2 separate regions of the Homo sapiens genome follow, and region 1 is linked to region 2. Evidence: chromatin loops called from intact Hi-C (ENCODE). Cell type or tissue: PC-9. All regions are shown on one strand. Links, peaks and the distances in the headings refer to the core of each region. The heading gives the core; the rest is flanking DNA.

Region 1 (2,818 bases), core at 255-2,754, 96 kb before region 2:
TTTCTCCATGTTGGCCAGGCTGGTCTCGAACTCCAGACCGCAAGTGATCTGCCTGCCTCGGCCTCCCAAAGTGCTGGGATTATAGGCATGAGTCACTGTGCCCCGCCTGGAATAAGATTGTTAAATCAGATACAAAACTGGCTCATGTGCTGTGTGCTGCTAGAAACTAAAACCATAATGTCTGGTTATCTTTCCTACCAGAAAGAAATTATTTGCATCTCTACTGCAAAGGTCGACAAGTTAGCATGTAATTTCACAGAGTCAGGGCCTTTAATAAGTGACTGAAAGTGAGTCAAATAAAGGTACATTCCCCTGGATACTTAAAGAACACTGAGGGGGACTGGGGGCGGTAACTCATGCCTGTAATCCCAGCACTTTAGGAGGCCAAGGCAGACGGATCACTTGAGGTCAGGAGTTCGAGACTAGCCTGCCCAACATGGAGAAACCCCATCTCTACTAAAAATACAAAAAATTAGCTGGGTGTGATGGTGGGCGCCTGTAATCCCAGCTACTCGGGAGGCTGAGGCAGGAGAATCACTTGAACCCAGGAGGTGGAGGCTACAGTAAGCCGAGATCACGTCACTGCACTCCAGCCTGGGCAACAGCAGTCTCAAAAAAATAAAAAATAAATAAAATAAAAAAGAGCCCTGAAGGGATTAAACACCACTCCAACATGACATTGAAAGAAACAAGGCCCTCCTTTTGCCTTATGTCCAAATCTGAGATAATTTTTCTTAACAGCCAAATCCCTGTCTGCTAAAATGAACCACAGCAGGAATGGTACCACATGACTCTGGCCTGGCCACAGCCTATGTCACAACTTTCCTAACCCAGTCTTCTCAGCTTATCCACCAACTATTGGGTGTTGGAACATCCTCAAGTCTCCCCATCAAACTAGGCAGCAAAGTCTACCATTTTGTGGCCACCATGTTTGTCGCTGCTCATGCCAAGGAAGCGAAAGCTGATCTACAGAGAAAAAGCAGCAGGGATCAAATATGGAAAAAGAAGCAGAGTCCAGATGACCAAGCGAGAGAGAGTCAGAGAGAGAAAAGTGAGGATGAAATAACCTCTTGAATAGGTTTTTGAAGGTTTTGCACTCACTTCGTGGTTCCAGGCCTTCACGTAGCTCTGGCTGTAGTTCTTGGCCTTGGGTTTTGTGTGATACTCCAGGACTCTTCCAATAAATTCCCTTTTATGCTTAAAGGAAGTTAAGTGAATTTTGAAAACTAACAAGTCTGGGTACAGTGGCTCATGCCTGTAATCCCAGCACTTTGGGAGGCCAAGGAGGGCAGATCACTTGAGGCCAGGAGTTCGAGACCAGCCTGGCCAACATGGCAAAACCCTGTCTCTACTAAAAATCAAAAAAATTAGCCGGGCGTGGTAGCACGCACCTGTAATCCCAGCTACTCGGGAGGCTGAAGCACAAGAATCACTTGTACCCGGAAGGCAGAGGTTGCAGTGAGCCGAGATTGTGCCACTGCACTCCAGCCTTGGGGATAGAGTGAGACTCTGCCTCAAAAACAAACAAGAATAAGCCACAATTTGAAAGCCCAGAGACGTCAAGACAGAGAACAACGAGAGTTATCTTTCTGATTAACACAGCTCCACAAGTCCAGGTGCAAGACCCCCTTGATATGTCAGAAAACATCAGTTCTTATGAGGTTCCTGTTAACCAAGGGTAAGGCTACTCTGCTATGCAGGAAGTGCCACACAGTAGACAGTTAATTAGGACTTGCTTTGAGCCAAGAACGCCACTGGGCTGAGATCATGAATTTATTTACACAACACACGTGGTAGATCCAGGAACATAGTCACATCTCTTTCCTGCTCCTTATTATGCATTTCATACAGGTTACTGCTGGTGTCTAACAGCCTGTGGTGTGTCCTCCATTGCTTCTATGGGTATAAAGCAAGCCAATTACATCTCCACAGCTTTTTAGCTTCATTTATCAGGTCAATTCAGAGGGGCGCAATTATGAAATTAAAACACCCACATTTTAGGTGGATATTTTTCACTTTTGTATTGAATATTTTTTTAAACGTTCAAGCTTTCAACACTAAACACTAGGATAGCTCTAGAAAGACCCAAGGAAAAGGAAAAGGGACCCACAGGGAGGCAGTGGTAAATAAATGGGAGGTGGCTGCAGATGGGAGGGTCCTTGCGAGGAAGAGGAGGTGGGGCAGAGAAAAAATAAATTGAACCTGATAATACTAGAACAAACAAGGGAAAGACAGATTTTACCAATTGTTTACCCTGTATAAATCTTTTTTAAATTATCTTGGTGCATGTGACAGCAAACAAGAAACAAGAAAGGGGCTTTTATGAAAAAGCTTTTTAGAATGTGTGAAAAAACAAAAGTTCTAGTTTTCCATCTCAGCTCTTTTGTGCAATCACATCAAATAGAAGCTCAGCAGGCCCGAGGGCCACTGCTGCTTCTAATTAAGGCCCCAAGGTAAGGCAGCACATTAGGGGGTATCATCCCAGCAAAACATAAATTCTACCTCTGTCTCTAGCAGCAGAAGGCCGATTTGGGCTCAGTATGCCGTGTTTGTTCTCAGCTTGCATTAGAAGTGGCAGGCCGCACCTGCCTTCCAGACACCCTACAAGCAAGTTTATTCTGACACTGATTCTCTTGTTCAAACAACTCAAAGCATGGCTAACAGATGGTAAACAGAGGAGGAGGGAGGAGCCAGGCATTCTTCCACTTTGTGTGTACTTTTGTGTGTGCGTGGATGAGGGGTGTTGTACCTAAAAGTTACTATTTCTTTCCTTTTCAAAAATAAGACCTCATCCATCACACAGGTGTCAACTCTGAAA
Region 2 (2,818 bases), core at 77-2,576:
CTGCACTCCAGCCTGGGCGACAGAGCGAGGCTCCGTCTCAAAAGGAAAGGGAAGTCAAGAAAGAAGATACATTGAGATTAACATCTCTCTCTCCACCTGTCACTAACCAGAAATACTATTGCCTTGGTTAAGTTTTGGGAGGGAGGGAAAACTTTCCTATGTGTCTTATAAGGGAAACCAAAACTATAATTAAGACCACAGCATTATTATTATATTAGACTGGCTTGCTTCTGGATTTAATAAGTAGTTTGTTCCTGAGAAAACAAAGTATTAGGTAGTAGCCAAAGGTCCAAACACATCTGTCACTTCCTACACATCCCTACATGAGCCCCTTGAGGGAGAAGAGCTGTCTATGGCTCTTGAAATCCCCCAGCAACTTCTACAATGTGGTAAGCTGTAAATGCTCAATAAACGTGTCCCATGAGAAAACAACTGTCTGGAAATCAAGGCTTCTTTCTCCTCCTGAAGACCATGCCGTTTTCTCCATGATAGATATCCTTGCTACATGACTGGAGATAGCTCTCAATCCCTCTAGTTTGTTAGTGTTACATATTTTTTATTTCTCCCATCAGTTGTTTGCTAAATATATCTTAGGGGAAAGGGAGTCCCCTACAATTACTGCACTGTTTTAAGTGATTTTAAGTTACTACTGATAGCACGTGCTGTTTTCCCACAATAATTTATCTATAAAATCACTCCCTTAATTGATCAAGCATCTGTGAGTTGTAAAATTTCTTTTGGAGCAAAAGAAACCACCACAAACATGTGCTTCAACCACAGAATGTGACTGACCATGGTTAATGGGAACATCAGTGCTTCTGCCCTGTGAGTTAGACCAAAATTATTTGTCCAATATAATAGTTAAGACCTCACAAGCCCAAATGAAATACCAATGTTAGGTACGCTACAGCTGATTTGATCCAGCCAACATCTCTAAAGTCATTTGCTTTAAATTTTCAAGAGTCAGGGTATTACTCTTATTATCAGAGCAGCCAAACATCACATTTATGAACCATCACAGAACACAGATCCTTTGCCCCTAAGTCAGACAATAGGACAAAGGTGCAATCTGTAAGATTCTGGGAGTATAAGTAAAAAGAGAAAGAAAAGTTGATTTAGAATTAAGTGGACTTAGAATTACTGGCCAGTATTCAACTATGTGAGAACCTGACTCACTCCTGAAGGGAAAGCTGTGCCAGCAACTGCTGCCAGGTGTTCCGAGTAGTGAATGCATTCAACTAGCCAATTTAGAAAGAGCGTTTATTTCAGTCTGGTCTACTAAACTGCTCTCAAGCACAGCACTGTTCTTTCCCAGAACTGGAGATTCAAGCCAAGCAAGGTTACCCATTCCAGTGACAGGAAATGGCAAATATGATTAATAACTCCTTGTCATCTAAATCACTCCACTGTTGGATAACTTCTAGCCCTCCTTAATAGTCTTGTGTCTCTTGCAAATATAATTTAATTTTATCTTCTAATATTTTATGGATGATGAAACTGTGAGCCAAAGTCACTAAGTATAGTTGCATCTTATTCTTAAACCAATTCTTTATCAAATTTGCTTAGTCAAAGTTGCCTTTGAAATTCCACTAAGTCAGACATTAAGTACATGGTATACAATCTTTCACATTAGTATTTACATATCACAAACACTCATGTACCATCTTTTAACAAATCAAAAGCAGCTAGTTTTCCTTCCAACATCAGAACAAATCTGTTTGTTCAACCATACAATAAATGAGGTAGTTGGCTTCACATCTGGAGACCGTGATGTTTGAAAAAGTCTCTAAACACTAGAATCACTCTCAATACAGCAAGAAACTCAAACCATTAGAACGCAAAGGGAACCGAGACCACCTGAGTACACAGGTAGCTCAGTGGGGCTGTCCTCACTGAACGAACACTGAACACAATTGCATGCACTATTTACATGGCACCTTTTTTGGTCCCAGTCCTGTACAACTGTGTAAGATGATGCAACTGCACTGTACCTTTCATAAAATCCTCCCACCGAGGCTGTGATTCAGGAAGGCCCAGGACCCAGGGTTTCAACGTCCCACCCTGGGAACTTCCACAAGGTCTCACTGTTCTCAGTTCATTTTTCTTTCCCTGTGCCTTGCAAAACATGCCATATGTTAGGTCTTCAATGCTTGACTAAATACACTGCAACCAGATTTGGGAAAGGTATAAAATGAACACTTGAAAATCTAAGTGTCACAAACTCCCTATTAAGAGCAGGCAAGATCTCAAAATATTTTCCCTTCACCACCCTATTCCTTTCCGCAAGGCGAAGCCCTAATAGTCAATAGGGAAAAAAGAACTCATTCATCTGTAAGGAATGGAAATGCTACATGCAAAACCCAAGACTGGAAGTTTAAGAAAAGCCTCATTTGCTCCAGTACAGTATATAACGTTCCTTCAGGAGGAATAACTCAGAAAAGGCATTAAAAATGTGGGAGACCTCAGCAGAAAAACACCAGCATAGTATCTAGGGAGTGAACGGGTTAGTGGAAATGAAAACATTACACATGTGTACCATGGGTACATATGCTCTATGAGGCAATGTGTATAGACAACTAGAAAAACCACACAGCCTACTTTTCTCTATAGTCACACAAACTCATTGGGTAAATGAGTTAGAAAAAGAGAAATAAAATTGCTCCTTTAAATCAGAATCAGGTAACTGCTTAAATACATAAAATACCAAATCAGAAGAAAAGTCTAAAGATATACTTTTGGTAACTTCATAAAATTCAGCCTCTTTTGACAATTTTAAATAAGGCTTTTTTTCTTGCTTTGTTTTTGTTTTGTTTGGGAG

The links. Peaks named below come from ENCODE experiments on the same cell type or tissue, not always from the same donor. Only the 100,000 strongest peaks of a DNase experiment are listed, where the experiment ranks them.
Region 1: a loop joins it to region 2, with 7 times the contacts of the local background. A loop is called at or near these places in 7 of 110 quality-filtered maps.

What each region holds. Positions count from the first base shown.
Region 1 is chr7:135,773,399-135,776,216 of GRCh38, reverse strand. No RefSeq gene overlaps it. Among named protein-coding and RNA genes, the nearest start is that of FAM180A, 26 kb to the right of the region's middle. In PC-9, for the core only: no CTCF peak of the experiment used is centred there; a DNase peak (open chromatin) is centred at 1,766; H3K27ac peaks cover 1,576 bases.
Region 2 is chr7:135,677,393-135,680,210 of GRCh38, reverse strand. No RefSeq gene overlaps it. Among named protein-coding and RNA genes, the nearest start is that of STMP1, 16 kb to the right of the region's middle. In PC-9, for the core only: no CTCF peak of the experiment used is centred there; DNase peaks (open chromatin) are centred at 761 and 1,260; H3K27ac peaks cover 1,918 bases.